Linked DNA regions of Homo sapiens: region 2 is linked to region 1. Evidence: read pairs that join two places in POLR2A ChIA-PET (ENCODE). Cell type or tissue: A673. All regions are shown on one strand. Each heading gives the region's core, and the rest is flanking DNA. Links, peaks and the distances in the headings are about the cores only. Region 1 holds the start of LOC105376240 (a long non-coding RNA gene). Region 2 has its middle 220 kb from the start of LINC00474.

Region 1 (12,333 bases), core at 6,324-8,823:
TTAGTTCCTCATGCAGTGTGGGCCATGGCTGAACCATGCTGTTCATCTGAGAAACTAGAGGGGACCTCACCCGCCTGCTCTCTGCTTACTCCGGGTCAGCCTGAGAGAGGTGATGTCATTGGAAACTAGGCTTTACTCTCTCAGCTAGAATTGGGGGGTGGGGGTGAGGGGAATATGTTTTACAGGGTGAGGTATAAACCCACATGATTGCAAACATCTGGAACTGATATTAGGGGCTCAGAAAATATTTCTGTCACTCCAGCTGCTTTCTGGGTGAAAGGTTTCTAAAGTCAAAGACTTCCAAAGGGAAAAGGTACTTGGAGAGTCTTTATCCTGTTCATTCCCCCATGCCACCCAGCCTGCCTTCTATATCACAAAGTTCTTTATAGCTCACAAAGCACACTCATTCATTTCATGAATGTGTGGGGAGCTGTTACTATGGTCTATGTCCTGGGTATGGAATGGTAACAGGACAGGCATAATTCCTGCCCTCATGGAACTTGCAGTCAACAAGGAGAGTGGTACAATTTAGCAAGAAATTGCTGGGATAGTATGGTGGGTGCTGAGGTAACTCAGATGCTGTAGGGGCATGGCAGAGAGATTTGAAATTCAGTCCATTGGGGATAATAAAGGCTACTCAGAGGAAGTGGGAAATTGTTTGAGAGTCTGGTTCCACTAATTAATTATATGGATCAACCTCTCATACACAAGACTATCAACCCCTCGCCTGGAGATCACTCCCAAGCTGATCTTTCTCCCTCCCTGTCACCATCTGTTGCCATTCTTGTCCTTAGTAGCAGCTTCCCGTTAGAGACGCCAAGAGAAGAAAATCTGTATTTCTCTCTTCACTCACCAGAATCTCCTTCCAGGCCAGGCAAGAATTATGCTAGGTTGGTACCTACCTTTCATCCAGAGAGTTTGCCCAGACTAAATCTATACTACCTTGTGTCTATGACATTGTTATTCCCCAAAAGGGGAAGTCAAGCTGAATCCAACCTTCATCCTCTTGCCTCAACTGAAACTGGTTCTTTAAGTATTTTAAGTTCCTGGTTTGCAGCTTTCTCTTCATCTGGGTTCTTGCCATCACAATAGGTAAGGTCAGGGTTTTTGTGGATTTTCTGTCCAACAATCCAGTCTCTCACTTCTTTGATCTGCTCATCTCCAGTGACCATTTCTCCATTCTGCCTCAGCCACCCACTCCTGGGCCACACTGTAGACTTTGTCCTCACATGATATTGTTCCATAAAAAGCCATCAGTTCTAACATCCCACTCTTTGACCATGATCTTTTATACTGTCAGTTTATAGATCTCCCACTCCAGCCGTGCCTTTTAACTCATTAGGACTTTCTCTTGCTTGGTAGCATTCCTTTTTCTCCATCTATCAGTTCCAACTTTTCTATCTATGGTAGAGTCCATGGTTCATATTTCAATCACTGCTTGTATCAGCCTCTCGATCTCCCTTGCCTTTTGGTCTTTTAATTTCCCTGCTTGGTCAAACACCTGCACTGGATGCATGCAACTCTCCATCTTCTGTGATGGTACAGTCACGCAGCTACAGAAAAACACAGTTTTGAATATTGTCATCAAAGTATCATCAGTCATCAGTGTTAACTGGACTCTTCATGCTTCCATTCAATTTTACTAGGTTTCTCCTGTCAACTTACATTCTTCTTCATCATTCTTTGAGATGGAGGTCTCGCTCTGTCACCCAGGCTGGAGTGCACTGGTGTGATCTCGGCTTACTGTAACCTCTGCCTCCCTGGCTCAAGCAATCTTTCTGCCTCAGCCTTCTGAGTAGCTGGGACTGTAGATGCATGCCACCATGCCCAGCTCATTTTTTGTATTTTTGGTAGAGACAGGGATTCATCATGTTGCCCAGGCTGGTCTCGAACTCCTGAGCTCAAGTAATCTGCCTGCCTTGGCCTCCCAAAGTGCTGGGATTACAAATGTGAGCCACCACACTCAGCCTTCATCATTCTTAAACCCATAATACCCTATTTTCCCTTTATTCATTAAGAACAATGATGGAGTAGTATAATTTTTCTCCAAACAATTTAACATTTTTCATGCATACTCTCCCCATTTCCTCCTGATATAATATAGGAGATGTCCTCCTTTCTTTCTAAAGTTAATCTTTTCATTGCAGTATTTCTTATGCCTTCCTAAATTATTAGGAATCTACATATAATCTCTCTCCTTATATCCTATATTTTATATCTCTCCTTCTCTAGTAGATTATTTACATCATTTATATGCTTATAAATTTTTCTTCTTAGAACAAAGACACAAACAAAACATTGCATCTTCCAGCATCAAAATGATCTCTTTCCTTTTCTTTATAAACACACCTTTGAAAGTATAGCCTACAATGGTTCACTTCATCTTTTCATTCCTCAGCTTACTCCCCTCTGTCTTCTGCTACCACCAAGTTACTAAAACATTTTTCTCCATGAACATTTGTGAACTCTATGTCATTAAATCCAGTGACATTTTTGGGTCATAAACTTACTTCATATCTCTATGCATTCTACAGGGTCTGAAACATTTGCTGTCCTTGGTTTCTTCAGTACTATACCTTCCTGGTTTGGTATCTAACTCTCTAACACCAACTTAGCCTCTCTTGCAGGGTCCCTTTATCTGTTCTTTATCTTGAAGCTCCTTATGGCTTGGTCCTGTATAATCTTTTCTCAATTTAATCTCTCTCTGGGTTACCACATCTAGTCCAATCATAACAATCAATGTAGTCATTGCTTTTACATTTGGGTCTCCACCTCATTCTTCGGAACCCCCTAATTATATTCAACTGACTATAAGCATCTGTAATTCGATATCTCACAAGCAATTCAAACTCAACACATTCAAAACTGGATTTGCTATCATCTCCCTACAAGTTTGCTCCTTTCCAATTGTTCATTTACTCTATATAGCTGGTGCCTCTATAAACTTAAGTTTCTTAAAGCAGTTATCTTTAACTCTTTTCTCTTGTTCACCTTCATGTTCAATTTATAACCAAGCTATTTTGCTTTGATCCCCATTATCTCTCAAATCGGGTCCTTTCTTTTTATTTCCGTTGCCTAATCTAAGCCACTCAACATCTTCTGTGATCATCTTTTAAATAGTCCTCACATTAGCCACTTTTCCCTCCCTTTCAATTCTCAACTCTAAAGCCAGAGTTACCTGTTAAAATATACATTTGATCATATCTGGCACAGTAGCTGGCATACCATGGGCACTCAATAAATATTTGATGAATAGGTATCTTATTTATAACTATGATTCTTCTAATTTAAACCTTTTAAGAACTTTCATAACTCTTCTAACTTCCAGATGAAAACTTTTTGACACATCGTACAAGGTTTGAATAATTGCACTTACCTACTTCTTCTCTCTACTATTGATGCTACAGATTTTCTTTCCCACTTGGGTCTGTACAATGAGGTCTCAGTTTAAATGTCACTTATCTGAATCCTTAGATTAGATTTGGCCCTCTTGTTGACTACATGAACTTTTAGCATTCTATACTATTCCTAGCTTGGTAGCACTTATTACAATTCTCAATATATTTTGGTTGGTGAAGGCAGGAATGTAGCATTTGCCTTTCTCACTAAAATATTAGCTTCTCCAAAGTGTTGTTATATTTATCTTTTTTTTAATCACCCTATCCCCAGTGCCTAGTACATTGCCAGGCACATAGTAAGCACTCAATAAATACCTGAAGTGTGAACAGGCAGTAGTGAAATGAAGTGAAGATTGAGGGGCGGGTGGGATGGAAAGCGGTTCAGGTAGAGGAAACAGCACGCACAGTGGCCTTAAGGAATAAAAGGACAGTGGGGCTGGAGTTTAAATTCTGAGTATGGAATTTAAAAAGAAGGGACTATAGGAGGGATGAAATTATAGAGAGTGATTTAAGTCATGGTAAAGAGTAAAAGTTTTATCACCCTGGCTGCTCTATGAAGTATGGATTGAAGGACCTTCAAATCCATTATCTTATTTTATCTACAAATTAGTCCTTCCAAGTAAGAGGACAATATTATCTACATCTACAGATGAGGGAGTTGAGGATAAGTCTTGTGAAGTTGATAGTTGAAGGTCAAACTTCTTATAAGTGTGGAGTCAAGAATTGAATTTACATCTTCTGACCATTTAATCTACATTTCTCTATTGCTCACTGCCAGTGTAATGACAGCCAGAGGCAAGAAGCCCATGGATCAGGGGATCAGGAAGAATGGCTGAGTAGTCTTTTTCTTTTTCTTTCTTTCTTTCTTTCTTTTTTTTTTTTTTTTTTTTTTTTGAGACAGGGTCTCATTCTGTTGCCCAGGCTGGAGTGCAGGGGCCCAATCACACCTCGCTGTAGCCTCTATCTCCCGGGCTCAGTCAGTCCTTCCACCTCAGCCTCCCAAGTAGCTGGGACTACAAGCATGCATCACCACTCTTGGCTAGCTTTTGTATTTTTTTGTAGAGATGGGCTTTTGTCATGTTGCCCAGGCTGGTCCCAAACTCCTGGACTCAAGTGATCCACCCACCTTGACCTCCCAAAGTACTGCGATTACAGGCATTAGCCACCATGCCTGACCAGAGTAATCTTTAATATAGAAGTTCATTGCTCTGAGAAATTATTCTGTGTGGCATCAAGGTGTGGACTAGGAGATCCAGGCTATAGGACTAGGGTTTAGTTTCTGTTGTCCACTTAGACGGATGGCTGACCTTGGTCTGAACACAGCCATTAAATAGATAGCCTGAGGGTGAAGAGAGAAAATAAGAAAAGGGGTACAGTTGTAAAGTCCCTTCCTCCTCCATCTGACATGGGGAGGTGGAAGGGAGGTAAAATTCCCCTCTCAGACATTATTGATGAACTTTGAAAAATATAGGTTAATTACTTCATTTTGTCTCAAATCTGTCCTTGTTTTTCTCCCCACTAGGGGCACCTTGTGTATTTCCACTATGACTTCCTCACCAGGCTGTCCTGCCTCTTATCTTGCCCCTATATTCAATCTTCCTTATGCTGCCAGTCATATCTGTCCATACCAGTGTTTCTCAAAACACATTTTCCATATGTGAATTGCCTCAGGGAAAAATATCAGAACTAAACGCAGGTGCTTCTCAGAATTGTTGTGAGCAACAGATGAAATGATATATGTTGTCTGTAAGATGCCTGGGGCATGTAGATGATAGCCAATAATCATTCATCCCCTTTACTTTCTCCTTACCTTCCTTTTGAAAATGAACACAGTTACAATACTCTCGCTTATCTGAAATATTGGCTTTAACTTAGAGATAGCAAACCAGTGGCTACATAATGTTTTTAAATATTTGAATAAGTGGCTATCACTTGAAATCTGGATGCTTTTTATGTGAAAATCTGGATTCCTGGCTTCTGCTGGAAAATAGTGAGTTCTGGCAACTTTAGACTCACACCCTCACGTGACAGCAGTAGGCAGGAGAGTTGACTAGCAGCTTTCCACTTTAGAGAATGCATGGAAACTCTAGGTCGTCTTAATCCCCTCTTTTAGATTTTCTGACATCCAACCCACTACATTAACTTCTATTATCTGCTTTGCTCTGAAGGTATTTGAATGTGTCATCTTTAATTTAGACCAGGGACAGAGGATAGCTTCTCTTGAGAATGTCACCATGCCTTGGAATATTTTCCCCTGCCATTCGCCATTATTTAGACAGTGGTATTTTATCTGACTGTTCAATAACAGAAATGCCTCATAAAAATAGCTTCCATTTTTAAACGTTCATGTGTGCCCCACAAGACTCCTAGCTCTGTGAAGGTATCTTCACCTCTGTGAAGGTTCATCTAAGATACCTAGTTCAACTGTATGAATTATCCATCCTCTCCTAGCATAAAGTCTGGTTTAAAGTAGAAGTCTAATGAGTAATCATTAAATGAGAGCACTGAATGAATAAAGTAGAGATGCCATGTTAAGCTCATTTAATTCTCACAATAATTCTATGATGAAGTTACTCTTGTTATTGTCTCTTTACAGAAGTAAAAACTGAGACTCAGAAGTAGTCCACTCAGTCACAGGCATCTAGAATCCTAAAAATATGTGGTTGGTTCAAAAGCAATTGTGGATTTTGCTATTACTTTACTTTCAATGGCAAAAACCACAATTAATTTTGCACCAACCTCATATCCTATCTAGAAGATACTTACAGATCAGTTAAGCCAACCCCCTCTTTTCACAGATGAAGCAACTGAATCCCAGTGGTGAAGGAACTTCCCCTGAGTCTCCTGGCAAGTTATGGCCGACACATACATGGGGTCTTCTGGGTTTCAGCCCAGTATTTTACCCCATACCACCTGCCTTCAGGAGTATCCAGACTTGGATTTATTTACCAATTCCATTCTCAGACTTCATAAACTTCCTTTTAACTTCCCTTTTCCTGAGTCATTCTGTCCTACCTCCCAAAGGAGAGATTTTGGGTACTTCCCTGGAGCCATCTGAGATGAGATCAAGGAGCTGTGCTCACATGACCCCAACCTCCCCAGGGAGAACTCAATTACCCTGTTCTGATCCAGCCTCACCTACCCCAGTGGGAAAAGGTGAGGGTGGAGTTCCCTGGAAAGAGAGAATTTGGTTATTAACCAACAATGAAGGCAAGATTGTAAGAGAACAATTATGAGCCCTGTTATAATTGCCCTTTAATCTATAATTGCCAGGTTTGTCTCCAGCTCACCTTTGGGGTCTGTTGACCCATTAAAAAGCCTCAGGCACAGCTGACATCAACGATGTAGGAGAGCTTTTCAGCACATCAGAGTTCCCTGGGAATACTCACTCCAAGATTCCAAAGGCTTCTTAGAATCACAGAAAATCTGGAACTCTAGTGAACACAGCCCTCTACCCAATGTAGAGATCACAGGTAGCCACCTACCCAATATCCCCTACCCACCCCTCACCTCTCACTCACATTATACAGATGAGAAATAAGACTTAGAGAAGAAAAGTGACTTGACTGAAGTCATTCAAAGTTCATGAATATAATTCTGTAGCTCCTGGGACGTATTAATAGATCAAGGCCAGGCATGGTGGTTCACGCCTATAATCCCAGCACTTTGGGAGGCCGAGGTGGGCTAATCATGAGGTCAGGAGATCAAGACCATCCTGAACAACATGGTGAAAGCCCGTCTCTACTAAATACAAAAAATTAGCCGGGCATGGTGGCCCGCTACTTGGGAGGCTGAAGCAGGGGAATCCCTTGAACCTGGGAGGTGGAGATTGAAGCGAGCCAAGATCGCACCACTGCACTCCAGCCTGGCGACAAGAGTGAAACTCTTATCTCCAAAAAAAAAAAAAAAAAAAAAAAATAGATCAAAAGTCATGGAATATTTTGTATCTTCAGCATTGACCATTCAAGTTTCAAAGAGTTGGATCACAATGCCTATGGCTTTGGGTTCACTCACTGCCCTGATCCTGAGTTCTGGGGAGAATTACCTCTGGAAAGGGTACCAATTTCAAAGGCCAGAAAAAGATGGAAGCCATACATTCTAGTAGGCAAGAAAATACATTTTTTAAAAATATAACCATCCTTGAGAGATAATCCCCTTATATTTGGAGAGGAGAACAATATAACCCAAACTCTTTCCCTTCTTGAGTTGACTTTTAGGAAGCTGATGACTAACTTGACACGTGAGAGCAGTAACAACACTAGCCTACTTTCTCATTGTTAGACACACCAAGCTTGTTACTTCACATCTACCTCCCTCTGCTTTGAATTTTCCACCCTTTCCTCTAGTGATTCCCTTAACTGGAATTGTTAACTCCTTTATGGGAGTTAATGGGATTAAGCACGTGAGTCTTAATCCCATTTTCATCTGCACAGAAAGCCTTTCCTGACTACCTAAATATCAGGTTTCTTCTCTGTCATTTTCTATCACATCCCTCAGTATTACTACCCTTATGTCATTCAGCATTTGTTGAAATTATCTCATTTATTTATATATTTGCTCATTTACTTTTGATTTGCCTGCCCTTTAAAAGACAGCTTTATTGAGGTATAATTGATATATAAAAATTGCATACATTTAATATATAGATACTGATGACTTTGGACATGTGCGTGTATCCATGATGTCATCACCACAAGCAAGATACAAACATACCCATCGCCTCCAATAATTTTATTTTGTCCATTTATGTGTGTGTGTGTGTACATGTGTGTGTTTGGTAAGAACACTTAACATGACATCTAGCCTCTTAACACATTTTAAAGCACACAATACCATATTCACTATAGGTGCTATGTTTTACAGCAGATTTCTAGAACATATTCGTTTTGCATAACAGAAACTTTATACTCCATTGAAAACCAATTCCTTGTTTCCGCATTCCCAGCACCTGGAAACCATCACTCTATTCTCAGCTTCTTTGACTTTGCCTATTTTAGATACCTCTCATATAAGTGGAATTAGGCAGTATTTGTTCTTCTGTGACTGGCTTATTATACTCAGCATAACGTCCTTTAGGTTCATTCATGTCATTTCAAATGGCAGAATTTCCTTCTTTTTTAAGGCTGAATGATAATCCATTGTATGCATATACCATGTTTTCTTCATCCATTTATTTGTCGATGCACACTTGGGTTATTTCTCTATCTTGGCTACTGTGTATAATGCTGCAGTGAGCACGGGGGTACAGATATCTTTCCAAGATCCTGATTTCAATTATTTTGGATATAAATCCAGAAGTGGGATTGCTGGATCATCTAGCAGTTCTATTTTTAATTTTTTCAGGAACCTGCATACTGTTTTTCATAGTGGCTTCGCCTTTCTACATTCCCAACAGTGATAAGAGTTCTCTTGCTCTTGAGCGTAAGCTAAGTGTAATCATGCCTTAGGACCTTACTTGTCCCATTCCATGCTGTATCCCTAATATCAAATATGTAAATTATGCTATTGTCATATGTCATGAAACAAGACAGTCACACCACAAGCAGAAAGGTATCTAATGTAAACGGAGCCCAAACAAGAATGAAGCAAGAGTGGCCGGGCGCGGTGGCTCACGCCTATAATCCCAGCACTTTGGGAGGTTGAGGTGGGCGGACCATGAGGTCAGGAGTTCAAAACCAGCCTGGCCAACATAGTGAAACCCCGTCTCTACTGAAAATTCAAAAATTAGCCAGGCATGGTGGTGCGCCCCTGTAGTCCCAGCTATTCAGGAGGCTGAGGCAGGAGAATCTCTTGAATTGGGAGGTGGAGGTTGTAGTGAGCCGAGATCACACCACTGCACTCCAGCCTGGGCAACAGAGTGAGACTCCGTCTCAACAACAACAACAGCAACAACAAGAATGAAGCAAGAGTAATGACATTTGTTAAGTACCTACACCATACCAGAAATTTTGTAAGCATTGTGGGAAGTGTAAAGCTATTAAAGGGAAAGAGAAGATAGTCAGCATTTATTGAACACCTAGATGCCAAGTTATCCTATATAATCATCAAAATTGTTCTGAAAATTAGTTAGTATTATCTTCATTTCACATGTGGGAAAACTCAGGTTTAGAGGGGGCATAGTCACTTACTTAAGGGCATAGAAGTATTAAGTTTGAACTTGAACCTAATTCTTTCTCACTCAGAAATTCTGCTCTTTATCCCTACTCTTGATGGCTTCCAAGGAATCCCTGAAGGGGAAATTATGTATGTATGTGTGTATGTATGTATGTACCTATGTATTTATTTATTTTAATAAAAGGAGAGGAGAGTATAATGAAAAAAACTTGAGGGGGATGTGCTTTTGGCTGAGGGTATGGGGACCATGCTAGGAGCTATTTTCAAGACAGAAATCATGGGAAGACTTAAGCTCTGAGCCAGGTCATATCCTGAGCCAGACACTGCGAGTCACCATGTTTCATACATTGGGTGCAGATGTTCTGTCATCAATGCATGATGAATCATGCCTTAGGAAGGTCAGATCTGGCTGTTCTGCAGCAGCTGAGCTTCTCAAAGGAGTTCTGGGCCCATAAAATAGGGAAGCAGAGGTGATGGAAATGACATCCAATGAGTACTGTTAACTGGCTGAACATAAAGTGACTGCAAAATCGAATGTCAGTGAGACTGGACTCTTCTGATGTTCCTCACCTACTATTAGCTACGTGGACAGTCTTGATAATTATATAGTTTATAAGTGAGGTTCTTCTCCACATGTAGAGTTGATACTAGTGGCTTGTATTTTAAAATTTATTTCTAGCTGACAAACAATTATTGACTACTAGTTCTAATTACTGGGGAAATTCCAGAGACAGGTCTAGCTGTAATTCAAGGTAGAAGATGTGTACTCATTCTGTTTTTGTTTTGATAACCCTAAAACAGAGCTTGAGCACAGATTAGGTAGGTATCCATAGGAAACAGTTATGAAGGATCATGAACAGGACCCAGAAGGGGAAAAAGCCAGTACAGGGATGTGTTCACAAGATTACTATTGATGTATTGAGGCTCTTGCTGGCTTAAAGATGCAAAGCTAGATTATGTCTTCTCTAGCTCCCTATCTCAATTGTTTAAAGATTGATGTTTCTTAAACTTCTAGGCTATACTTGCTCATATGAGCTGAGAGAGGTCCCACGGCATCATTGAAGGCCTTGGGGCAGGAAGTGCAAAGATATACCTGGCATATATTCAAGGAGGTAGGTCTTGGGGCAGCGCAAAGTGAGTTTGAACTCACATTGGAACTGTCCATTGCAATTGAGGCTGAAATCAGAGGCTAAGGATGTGCGGCCTTTGTGAATAAAGTGGGCTTTCATCTCAACCTGGAAGGATGGAAGGGATTTCAATAATAGAGAACAAGTAAGAGGAAATTCAGACAGATGGAAGAGCATAAAGCAAGAAAATCATGAAGATGGAAATGAAAGGTGTCTGGAGAAGTATAGAATGAGCAAGACTGGAATTCATGGTCAAGCGGATGAAAGCCTTGAAGGCTAGGTTATGATATCTGAAGTTGATTCTTTGGGCACTTGAGAGTGATGAAAGTTGTTTATGGGGCTAAGTTGTGATTAGAATACACTTCTCATTCTCAGTTAAGAATGGCTAGATGCAGGTGAACTATCACAGGTGGTTGTAGTATAGAGTAGGCTCTGCCAGACTTGGCTTGCATAGGATCTTGGCAGCAGAACAGAGGATATAATTTGGACAAGTGAAATGAAGGTAAAGATAAAAAGCAGGTTACCTCCCTTCAGACATTCTCTTCCTTTAACATACATGTGGAGAATGGCATTAGCATTCTACTCCACCAACTGGGACAGTTTGATAATTTTTATTAATGTGTGGCCTACTGAGTTACCTCAGCCTTCATCCATCAAGCCCTGTATCATGCCTTCGGCCCACGCCCAGTGCCTCAGAAGCCCATATATCATCCCTTCAGGCAGGGAAGCAGATTCCCTTTTATTTCCCTTGCAAAAGCACAGATGTTACCGCACCCAGCCTTGTCTGGGGTTCAGGCACTGCTTCTCCCTAAATGACCTCCTTGGAATCTTCATTCCCATTGCATTCCAGACAGACAGGCTTTTCTTTTGTTCCTTCACTCAAGAGCTGCCTCCACCCCACTCTTCCAATTCATGTGTCATGGGCAACATATTTGTGTTGCCACATCTGCCTTGTCCCAGCTGCTGAGTCCATTTGCAAGGCAGATATTAATGTTAATCATTGCCTGAAAAATTTTAGACCATGACATTCTGATGCACAGCTCATTGTTAGACTTCATCCACATCTCACCTTTATCACTGGGAGAAGGAAGGCAACATTATGAAGGGAAAAGATCCATGAATGGGTTGTAGGAGACTTGCTTCTAATGCTGAATCCCTTTGTGATCTTGAGATTCCCATCTATGGGCCTCAGTTTCTGTATCTGTGAAGTGAAGTGGTTGAATTCAGTCATCTTTGAGAGCTTTCTATCTCTAAGGTTGTATGACTTTCAGCCTTTAGGGATATTAAATGCATATAGTCACCCCTCTGTATCTGTGAGTTTTGCATTCATGAATGCAACCAAGCTCAAATGGAAAATACTTGAAAACATTTTCCACAAAGTTTTAAAAAGCAAAACTTGAATTTGCTGTATGCCCAGTTGATATGGTTTGGGTCTGTGTCCTCACCCAAATCTCATGTAAAATTGTAATCCCCACTGTTGGAGGCGAGGGCTGGTGGAAGGTGATTGGATCTTTGGGGGAGCATTTCCCCTTTGTGGCTGTTCTTGTGATACTGAGTGAGTTATCCTGAGATCTGGCTGTTTAAAAGTGTGTAGCACCTCCCCCTTCTCTCTCCCTCCTGCTCCAACCATGTAAGATGTGCCTGCTTCCCCTTCATCTTCTGCCCATGATTGTAAGTTTCCTGAGGCCTCCTCA
Region 2 (12,333 bases), core at 6,253-8,752, 900 kb after region 1:
ACTAGTTTACAGTCCCACCAACAGTGTAAAAGCATTCCTATTTCTCCACATCCTCTCCAGCACCTGTTGTTTCCTGACTTTTAAATGATTGCCATTCTAACTGGTGTGAGATGGTATCTCATTGTGGTTTTGATTTGCATTTCTCTGATGACCAGTGATGATGAGCATTTTTTCATGTGTCTGTTGGCTGCATAAATGTCTTCTTTTGAAAAGTGTCTGTTCATATCCTTTGCCCACTTTTTGATGGGGTTGTTTGATTTTTTCTTGTAAATTTGTTTAAGTTCTTTGTAGATTCTGGATATTAGCCCTTTGTCAGATGGGTAGATTGCAAAAATTTTCTCCCATTTTGTAGGTTGCCTGTTCACTCTGATGGTAGTTTCTTTTGATATGCAGAAGCTCTTTAGTTTAATTAAATCCCATTTGTCTATTTTGGCTTTTGTTACCCTTGCTTTTGGTGTTTTAGTCATAAAGTCCTTGCCCATGCCTATCCTGAATGGTATTGCCTAAGTTTTCTTCTAGGGTTTTTATGGTTTTAGGTCTAACATTTAAGTCTTTAATCCATCTTGAATTAATTTTTGTATAAGGTATAAGGAAGAGATCCAGTTTCAGCTTTCTACATATGGCTAGCCAGTTTTCCCAGCACCATTTATTAAATAGGGAATCCTTTCCCCATTTCTTGTTTTTGTCAGGTTTGTCAAAGATCAGATGGTTGTAGGTGTGTGGTGTTATTTCTGAGGGCTCTGTTCTGTTCCATTGGTCTATATCTCTGTTTTGGTACCAGTACCATGCTGTTTTGGTTACTGTAGCCTTGTAGTATAGTTTGAAGTTAGGTAGCATGATGCCTCCAGCTTTGCTCTTTTTACTTAGGATTGTCTTGGCAATGTGGGCTCTTTTTTGGTTATGTATGAACTTTAAAGTAGTTTTTTCCAATTCTGTGAAGAAAGTCATTGGTAGCTTGATAGGGATCGCATTGAATCTATAAATTACCTTGGGCGGTATGGCCATTATCACAGTATTGATTCTTCCTACCCATGAGCATGGAATGTTCTTCCATTTGTTTGTATCCTCTTTTATTTCATTGAGCAGTGGTTTGCAGTTCTCCTTGAAGAGGTCCTTCACATCCCTTGTAAGTTGGATTCCCAGGTATTTTATTCTCTTTGTAGCAATTGTGAATGGGGGTTCACTCATGAAGAAATAACTAAGATCAGAGTGGCGCTGAAGGAGATAGAGACACAAAATCCCTTCAAAAAATCAATAAATCAAGGAGTTGGTTTTTTGAAAAGATCAACAAAATTGATAGATCGCTAGCAAGACTAATAAAGAAGAAAAGAGAGAAGAATCAAATAGATGCAATAAAAAATGGTAAAGGGGATATCACCACTGATCCCACAGAAATGCAAACTGTCATCAGAGAATACTATAAATACCTCTACGCAAATAAACTAGAAAATCTAGAAGAAAAGAATAAATTCCCGGACACATACACCCTCCCAAGACTAAACCAGGAAGAAGTTGAATCACTGAATAGACCAATAACAAGTTCTGAAATTGAGGCAATAATTAATAGCCTACCAACCAAAAAAAGTCCAGGGCCAGACGGATTCACAGCTGAATTCTACCAGAGGTACAAAAAGGAGCTGGTACTATTCCTTCTGAAACTATTCCAATCAATAGAAAAAGAGGGAATCCTCCCTGACTCATTTTATAAGGCCAGCATCATCATGATACCAAAGCATGGTGGAGACACAACAAAAAAAGAGAATTTTAGACCAATATCCTTGATGAACATCGATGCAAAAATCCTCAATAAGATACTGGCAAACCGAGTCCAGTAGCACATCAAAAAACTTATCCACCAAGATCAAGTTGGCTTTATTCCTGGGATGCAAGGCTGGTTCAACATACGCAAATCAATAAACGTAATCCATCACATAAACAGAACCAAAGACAAAAGCCACATGATTATCTCAATAGATGCAGAAAAGGCCTTTGACAAAATTCAACAGCTCTTCATGCTAAAAACTCTCGATAAACTAGGTATTGATGGAACGTATCTCAAAATAATAAGAGCTATTTGTGACAAACCCACAGCCAGTATCATACTGAATGGGCAAAAACTGGAAGCATTCCTTTTGAAAACTGGCACAAGACAGGGATGCCCTCTCTCACCACTCCTATTCAACATAGTGTTGGAAGTTCTGGCCAGGGCAATCAGGCAAGAGAAAGAAATAAAGGGTATTCAATTAGGAAAAGAGGAAGTCAAGTTGTCTCTGTTTGCAGATGACATGATTGTATATTTAGAAAACCCGATCTTCTCAGCCCCAAATCTCCTTAAACTGATAAGCAACTTCAGCAAAGTCTCAGGATACAAAATCAATGTGCAAAAATCACAAGCATTCTTATACACCAATAACAGACAAACAGAGTGCAAGAACTTTTTAAATCAAAAAATAAAAAATAATAGATGTTGGTGTGGATGTGGTGAAAAGCGAACACTTTTATACTGGTGGTGGGAATGTAAACTAGTACAACCACTATGGAAAACAGTGTGGAAATTCCTTAAAGAACGAAAAGTAGATCTACCATTTGATCCAGCAATCCCACTCTTGGGTATCTACCCAGAGGAAAAGAAGTCATTATTTGAAAAAGACACTTGCACATGCATGTTTATAGCACTAGAATTTGCAGTTACAAAAATATGGAATCAGTCCAAATGCCCATCAATCAATGAGTGGATAAAGATAAAGAAAATGTGATACACACACACACACACACACACATACACACACACACACACACACACAGAGACACACCATGGAATATAAAGTAATGAAATAATGACATATTCAGTAACCTGGATGGAACTAGAGACCATCACTCTAAGTATAAAAACTCAGGAATAAAAAACCAAACATCATATGCTCTCACTTATAAGTGGGAGCTAAGCTATGAGGATACAAAGGCATAAATATGATACAACAAACTGTGAGGACTCAGGAGAAAGGGTGGGAGTGGGTGAGGGATAAAAGTCTACACATTGAGTAGAGTGTACACTGTTCAGGTGAGGGGTGCACCAAAATCTCAGAAATTGCCACTAAAGAACTTATCCATGTAACCAAACACCACCTGTTGCCCAAAGACCTATTGAAATAAAAAATTAAAATTAAGAAAGGTAAATGGTAGTCCCTCTGATCCATGCATAGACAATTGAGAGTTTAAATAGAGCACATCATCTAATGACTTAACTCTATTTTTAATAAAGTAACTGTTAAAAAGAGGTTTTTTCTCCTATGATTTTTATGAGCTTTATAGCTTTAAAGCTAAATGTTTAACAGATTTGGCTATATAATGCACTTCCAGTTAATTTTTATATGTAATGTGAGATAAGGGTTAATTTTTTCAATAGATCTCCAGTTTCTCTGCTGTTTGTTGAAAAGACAAATATACAACCATTCAATTACTTTGACATCCTTCTTAAAAATAAACTGATCACATATAAACATGTCTATTTCTAGACTTTCAATTTCATTGTAATAATCTATATGTTTTTCTTATCCTAAACCACAGTTTATAGTAAGTCTTGAAAACAAGTAGGGTAAGATGTCCAATTGTATTGTTCATTTCAATAACATTTTTGACTATTCCATGTTACTTACATTTCCACATACATTTTATTATCAGCATGTCTGTTTCTACAACAACTCCTGCTAGGATTTTGTTTGGGATTGTTTTGAATCTATTTGACAAGAATTGTTGAAATGTTTTCTTAATGAATTGTGTTTTCTCCTCATGAACATGGTATATCTCTCTGTTTACTTAGGTCTTCTTTAATTTCTTTCAGCAGTTTTGTAGATTTCAAAGTACAGTCCTTGTACATATGTTGTTAAATGTATCCCTTAAGTATTTCATAATTTTGATGCAATTGTAAATGGTACTTAAAAATTTAATTTTAGTTATTTTATGTTAATATAAACAAATAAATGTATTTGAAGAAAAGAGTTTATGAAGGTGAAATTCAAATAACACAAAATTAACTAAAGTGAATAATTCAATTGCCTATAGTATATTCATGAAGTCATGCAACTATCACTTCCATCAAGTTCAAAAATATTTCCATCATTCCAAAGTAAAATCTCTTATTCATTAATCAGTTTTACCCCATTTCCTCCCTCCTCCATGCCCTGGCAACCACCAATCTGCTTTCTGTCTCTATGGATTTATCTATTATGAATATTTCATATAAAGGAATTATAAAAATTGTGCCTAGTTTTTCCATTTAGCATAATATTTGCAGACCCACCCACATTGTTGCATGTATGAATACTTCATCTTTTTCTGTGAATGAGTAATATTATATTGTATGTATATACCATAATTTTTAAATCTATTCATTTGTTAGTGGACATATGAACTGTTTTCACCTTTTGGCTGTGATGAGTAGTGTTGCTGTAAACATATATTTATATGTACTTGTTTGAGTACCTCTTTCAGTTTATTTGAATATATACCTAGTAAGAGAATTACAAGTTTATATAGTAATTGTATATTTATATTTTTAAGGAAATGACAGATCATGGTGATTAAATTATTATACAGTTCCACAAGAAACGTTTGAGGGGACCAATTTCTCCACATCCCTGTCAACTTTTTTTTCTTTTCCTTTTTTTATTATGGTTATCCTAGTGGTACCAATAAAATGATACCTTATTGTGATTTTGATTTTCATTTCTCTAATGACAAATTATATTGAACGTCATTATCACTTTATTTACTTGATGACCATTTATATATCTTCTTTGAAGAAATGTCTACTCAAATTACATGCCCATTTTAAAAATGTGTTGTTAGTCTTTTTGTGGTTGAGTTGACTTATTTATATATACTGGATGTTAGACCCTTATCAGATATACTATTTGTAAGTATTTTCTCTCATTCTTTCAGGTGGATATCAAGTTGTTCCAGCATTATTTGTTAAAGAAACTATTCTTTCCTCTTTTAAATTGCTTTGGCACCCTTGTTGAAAATCAAATGGCCATAGATATATGGATTTATTTCTGGACCCTCAATTCTATCTCATTTGGCCTTTGTGTCTATCCTTATGACTGTACTACACTGTTTTGATTGCTTAAGCTTTGTAGTGAGATTTGAAATCAGGAAACATGAGTCCTCCAACTTTGTTCTTCTTTTTCAAGATTGTTTTGGTTATTTGGGGACATATATAATTCCATATGAATTTGAGGATTGGCTTTTCTATTTCTGCAAGAAAAAAAAGAGGCCATTGAAACATAGATTGCATTGAGTCTGTAGCTTGCTTTGAGTAATATTGATATCTTGACAATATTAAATCTTCCAGTACATGAACATGGAATGAATTTTCTTTCATTTCTTGACAATATTAAATCTTCTAATACATGAGTATTGAATGCATTTTCATTCATTTTAGTCTTCAATTTCTTTCACCATTGTTTTATAGTTTTCATTTCTTCCTGGGTATTTTATTATTTTGGATGCTAAAAAAATTGACTTGTTTTCTTAATTTCCTTCTTGAAATGTTTATTGCTTGTATATAGAATAACAACTGATATTTGCGCGTTGGTCTTAACATTACAACATTGCTGAATTTATGTGTTAGCCCTAGTAGCTCTTTTGTTAATTCATTTAGATTTTCTAAATATAGAATCATGTCATCTGTTAATACAATCACTTTACTTCATATTTTAAGGTTTGAATATGTTTTATTATTTTTTCTTACATAATTACTATAGCTAGAACTTCTAACACAATTTTGACTAACAGTGTTCAGAGTGTGAAATCTTTTCTTGTTTCTTCAGGGAAAATATTTCAGCCATTTACCATTGAGTAAGATGCATGCTGTGGGTTTTTCATAAATGTCCTTTATCCATGTTAAGGAAGTTCCCTTCTATTCCTAGTTTCTGAGTACTTTTATATATATATATTTTATTATACTTTAAGTTCTAGGGTACATGTGCACAATGTGCAGGTTTGTTACATATGTATACATGTGCCATGTTGGTGTGCTGCACCCATTAACTCAACATTTACATTAGGTGTATCTCCTAATGCTATCCCTCCCCGCTCCCCCCACCCCACAACAGGCCCCGGTGTGTGATGTTCCCCTTCCTGTGTCCAGGTGTTCTCATTGTTCAATTCCCACCTATGAGTGAGAACATGTGGTGTTTGGTTTTTTGTCCTTGTGATAGTTTGCTCAGAATGATGGTTTCCAGCTTCATCCATGTCCCTACAAAGGACATGAACTCTTCATTTTTTATGGCTGCATAGTATTCCATGGTGTATATGTGTCACATTTTCTTAATCCAGTCTATCATTGTTGGACATTTGGGTTGGTTCCAAGTCTTTGCTATTGTGAGTAGTGCTGCAATAAACATACGTGTGCATGTGTCTTTATAGCAGTATGATTTATAATCCTTTGAGTGTATACCCAGTAATGGGATGGCTGGGTCAAATGGCATTTCTAGTTCTAGATCTCTGAGGAATCACCACACTGTCTTCCACAATGGCATCTCACACCAGTTATAATGGCGATCATTAAAAAGTCAGGAAACAACAGGTGCTGGAGAGAATGTGGAGAAATAGGAACACTTTTACACTGTTGGTGGGACTGTAAACTAGTTTTGAGTACTTTTAACATGACATGATGTTAAATGATTGGATTTTTGCCAAATGGTTTTTTGAAATCAATTGAGATAATTGTGTGGGTTTTTTCCTCTTTATTCTATGAATATGATGTATTACTTTGATTTTTTTTCAATGTTGAGCCACTCTTGCATTTCTGCAGTAAATCCCACTTGGTCTTTTAGATATGCTATAGAGTTCAGTTTGCTAGCATTTTGTTGTGGCTATTTGTATCCATTTCAATGATGAATATTTGTATGTAATTTTATTTTCTGATGTGTTTATCTGGCTTTGTTATATGGTTAATGCTGGACTCATACAATAAGTTAGAAAGTGTTTCCTTATACATTTTTGGAAGATTTTGAGAAAGACTAATGTTAATTCTTCTTGAGATATTTTACAAAATTCACCAGTGAGGCTGTCTGATCCTGGACTTTTATTTTTTAGGTAACATTATTTTTTTCTTATAAACTTTCTATTTTACAAATTTGCCAAACTAATTTATTAATTCTAATAACATATATTGTAAGATTATAAGGATATTTGAAATAGAGAATCATATCATCTGCAGATAAAAACAGCTTCACTTCTTTTCAACATTATATGATATTTTTCTTGCCTTGTTGCACTGGCTAGGAACAATAATATAATGATAAACAGAAGTTTTGAAAGTGAACATCTTTGCTATTTTCCCTAATTTTAGCGGGAAGCATCTCGTATTTCACTGTTAATTTTTATGTTAGCTTTAGGAATTCTTAGGTGCCTTTATCAGTTTGATAATTTTTTCTTATTTTTTCTACTTTTCCTAAAAATTACTTAAGAGTATGTATTGGATCTCATCAAAAGTTTTTTTCTGCATCTATTGAGAGGATTATATATTTTTTATTTTATAGTCTAATAATAGGATGGATTGCATTGTTTCCCAATTGTTAAATTAATTTTACATTACTGACTAAACCCATTTGGTCATAATGTACTAAATGTTTTAGATGTTGCTGGATTCAATTTGTTTGAAAAACATTCTTGCACTTGTGTTCATGAAGAATGTTGGTCTATAGTTGACTTTTTATAATAGTTGACTTTTTATAATAGTAGCTCATTTTGAGAATGCATTGAGCATGATTTCAGTCATTTTAAATTTATTGCAATTTGTTTTATGTACTAGAATATGGCCTATAATAGTGAATGCTGTTTGAAAAGAAGGTGTGTTCTATTCTTTGGGGTGAAGTATTCTATAAATTTTTATCAGGTCAGGTTGGTTTATGATTTTGTTCAGATTTTCTCTATCCTTATTGATTTTTATGTTTGTTAGCTTGTTTTATCAGTTCCTGAGAAGGGAGTGTTGAAACCTCCAACTAGATTTGTACATTTTTCTTTCCTTTTCTATTACTAATGTTTTTTGCTTTATGCACTTTGAAGTTTCAATACTTGATGCATTCATATTCAAGATTATTATGCCCTGTTGATTAACCTCTTATCATTATGGAATGTCTCTCTTTGTCTTTAGTAATATCGTTATTCTGAATCTGTTTTGTTTAATATTAATATAGCTACTCTATCATTCTTTTGGTACGATTTTCCTTGGCATATCTTCTTTTTCCGTTTACTTCTAAACTCTCTGTCTTTATGTTGAAATGAATTTCTTATAGACAATATATAAGTATGGTTTACATTTTATCCAATCTGAAAATCTATGCCTTTTATTTGGTACATTTAGACCCTTTAAATTTTATGCAATTAAAATTTGGTAAATCTACTACTCTGCAAATTGTTTTCTATTTGTCTCATGTGTTCTTCTCTCCCCATTTCTTTTAGGTTAATTGACTATTTTTATTATTCCATGATACATATACTTATGTTTTATTGGTTATAATGCGTTTTACATTTTAGTGGTTATTCAACCATTAACTAATATTATACCACTTTATATATAGTGTAAGTACTTTATAACATAGCATTTTTATATTATTCTTTCATCCTGTGTGCTATCGTGTTCAGAGTTTTATTTCTACATATGTTATAAATAGCAAAATAGATGATTTTACGTTGTTCTGTTGGTGGCCTTTATTGAATGAGGTCTTTTATTATTATTGTCACCACCATTACCATTATCATGTTGACATTTTCGATCTGTTTAGCTCTTTAGAAAAATACCTAGTATTTTTGGATTTTTAAAGTTTTTGTATCTGTAAAACAGTGAGAAGATTTTTCTCATAAAATTATAAGAAATTTTTCTTCATAAAATATGGCACATTGCAGGCATTTTATAAGGGCTGAGTGAACTTCATGAAATAAGTATGAAACACATGTATAGCTCTGTGCTAGGCACTAAGGGAAACAGAAGTAAGTATAGGAATATTAACCTGCATTTACAGAATTAATTATGAATTTCAATTATGGAAAAAATAGAGTATATATTAAATACTGATTTGGAAGTTCAATTTGAATTTCTTATAAATCTTAATAGAAGTGATGTAGACATGCAAGATTAAACTCAGATTAAGAATTTTGTGTAATAATAATTATTGGAGTCAAAAGAGATATCAAAGAGAGAAGTGACTATGTGCTCTGATATAAAACCGTTTCTAGAAATTGAGAACATTAATTTCAATAGGATAAATGAGGACTGTAGCTGAAACAAAAACATAGAAGCAAGATTGTTCAAAATGTATTTGCTTATCCATATCTTCTATTTCACTGATAGGCCAACTAAGTACAGGGTGCCATTAAATCTTGGCTGAATTAAGTTAATTGCTTTTTCCATTTTTGCAAGCTCAGAGTGAGACATCAAATCCATTCCCTCCTTATATTCTGTCCTTAAGTATAATAGTAACCATCTATCAGATTCCCAGTAGTGAAAGAGGCAAATAAAGAGAAGATACATGAAGTGTTAAGGAATTGAAGTTAAGGAATTTGCATGCTCTGTGGGGAAATAGGTTACAAAAGCATTTATGCAGAGGCAAGAATCTCTAGGATTGTTTTTATTGATGCATAACAATTGTATAGATTTATGGGGATACATGTGATATTTTGGTACATGTATACAATGCGTAATTATCAATCAGGATAGTTATGCCATCCATCACCTCAAATATTTACCATTTCTTTGTGTTGAGAATATTCCAAATCTTCTCTCCTAGCTACTTTGAAATATATAATAAATAACTACTGTTACCCTACTGTGCTATGAAATGCTAGAACATATTCCTTCTCTCTAACTGTACTTTTGTACACATTAACCAACCTCTCTTCATCTTCTACTTCCTCCTACCCTTCCCAGCCAGTGGTAATAATCTAGGATTATTTTTGATTTCTGACAAAGAATCATTGTAGTAATAAGTTTGTACAAACTTAACTTTCTAGGTTAAAAAAAAAAATTACAGACTTAGGATAAAAGTAGAAATAAAACCTGGAAATCATCCTTGATTCCTCTGCCTCCTGTAGACTGTCTTACAGTTGAACACAAAATCTTGTGTATTCTACTTTCTACGTATCTACTAATTCCATGGAGCTATTTCCATCCCACGGCCACCATTCTAATCCCAAGCGCTATCATTTCTCCTCTGATTAAAGTAGATCAGCAGTAACTTCACTAGCTGCCAGCTTCCACTCTTGTCCTTCAAAATCCGTTCTGCAAATTGCAATCCCAGTGTTTGAAGGATCATTATTTTTGACATTCTCTGATTTTATGGTAAAAAAAAATTCTCGTATCTTTAAGAATCTTTCATGACAATGAAATCTTTCATTTTCAAGTTTGCTTTGGGCACTTACTAGCTTGTGTGGACCCAGTTAAATGCAGACCTGGGAAATTTGGCCATCAAAATCTCTTAATGAAAATAACCACATAGTGACAATCATTCATTTCTATTAAAAATTGTACACTGGGAATATGATAAATGCCTGTGTCAGTCATTGTACAGGAAGCCATAGCAGTGAAGACAGTGGGTGAGTGAGAATGTATCAGAGAAACAAGGAGATTCTATGTGCATCAGGTGATGAAAACTTAATGACAAAGGGGAAAAGAAGTGTAAGAATTTCTTTCTCTCTTCCTTCCTTCCTTCTTTCCTTCTCTCTCTCTCTTTTTCAGAATTTCACTCAGTTGCCCAGGCTGGAGTGCAATGGCACGATCTTGGCTCACCACAACCTCCGCCTACTGGGTTCAAGCTATTCTCCTGCCTCAGCCTCTCGAGTAGCTGGGATTACAGGCAAGCACCACCACGCTCGGCTAATTTTGTATTTTTAGTAGAGACGGGGATTTTCCATGTTGGTCAGGCTGGTCTCGAACTCCTGACCTCAGGTGATCTGCCCCCCTCGGCCTCCCAAAGTGCTGGGATTACAGGCATGAGCCACCGCGCCCGGCCAGTATAAGGATTTCTTAAGAGCTCGATGTAACCATATAAAGAGCGTCTCTAGAAGATGTAATGTATCAAGCTTAAAAAATTACTCAGAATTTATTCAATTATTTTATTTTTCAGAAACAAAATATGTTATCCCCTTTGTGTGGCTAATCAAGAAATATTTTTGCAGGGGTCAGAATCTTAAAGAGTGAGAACATTGTAATTCCTTCTTCCAGGAAAATACATACACACACACACACACACACACACACACACACACACACACACACACACACAAATATTTTACAATGAGTATTTTTAGATAGCCTTCGAGGGATGGCTACAATAAGTTTATTTTAACTTAATATCTCTTTTTTCAGCATTTGTATTTGATGTGGTAGTTTTTGTATGAAGGGAGGCTTTAGAAAAGATATAGGTAAACTTTCAAGCAGGATTCTACTCTGATATCTCTCTGCAAAGAGTGCAAATGTAGGGCAAAAAAGTAAAAGCTGGCCAGTCAAATAAATTGGGAACACATATTATGCCAGAAGTGGAAAATATTTCAAACAGCTCTTATAGCCTGGACATCCCTTCATTTATCCATTTGGTCATCTGGCAAATATTTATTAAGCATGTTTCATTGAAATAAAATAAATGCATTTTATATTTAGGATGACTTGGTTCCAAACTCTGAAATTTATAAACTGATTTTGGGTAAATCAGTTATTTTATCTTATCCCTACATTATTTTACCAGGAGTAAATAATCAGAATTGCTTTATAGGATTCTAATAAAGATAAACTGAGATGACTTTTGAAGGTGCTAGTCTAAGGATAGGAACATGTGAAATACTTTGAGCTTATCTCATATAAAGAGGAAATTTGGATGCAAAGATGAATAAGGTGCTTCCTTTATCCTTGAGTACCATAAATACTTGAAGATGAATATAAATTACTAGATACTCAATAGCGAGAGACACGGATAAGTGGAAGGTTTGGGTTGCAGCCGTGACCTAGACCTGAGTTCACTTTCTTCAGAGTAAGAGAAATAAGTGTCGTTATACTTAGAACTGAGGATTGCATGTAATTTGCACCCTCTTTACCTGAGTAAAAATGGCCAATAGTGCACTGTCACTATGTTTGGAGTCTGCCAAGATGTAAATGTGATCCCCCAAATGTAGAACTGGGATTAAAAGATTGAGAACCATTGCAGTGCAGAGGAGTCAACATATTGACATAATGTATGCCATATTCTCACCTCCTGTGCATTGGCAGATGTCACTATCAGATTTCAGTCCTCTTTGCTATTGAACAAAGTTGTAACCTCAAGGTTTTCTCCAGTG

The links. Peaks named below come from ENCODE experiments on the same cell type or tissue, not always from the same donor. Only the 100,000 strongest peaks of a DNase experiment are listed, where the experiment ranks them.
Region 2: POLR2A ChIA-PET joins it to region 1 with 5 read pairs; 2 of 35 experiments call an interaction of 5 or more read pairs at or near these places.

Annotation. Positions count from the first base shown.
Region 1 is chr9:116,592,283-116,604,615 of GRCh38, reverse strand. The region is part of intron 19 of ASTN2 (astrotactin 2); the gene reads left to right. It overlaps LOC105376240 (a long non-coding RNA gene), which reads right to left and starts at 6,769. Exons shown (of 3, transcript XR_930277.3): 1 at 6,689-6,769. In A673, for the core only: no CTCF peak of the experiment used is centred there; a DNase peak (open chromatin) is centred at 7,735.
Region 2 is chr9:115,696,461-115,708,793 of GRCh38, reverse strand. No RefSeq gene overlaps it. Among named protein-coding and RNA genes, the nearest start is that of LINC00474, 220 kb to the left of the region's middle. In A673, for the core only: no CTCF peak of the experiment used is centred there; no DNase peak of the experiment used is centred there.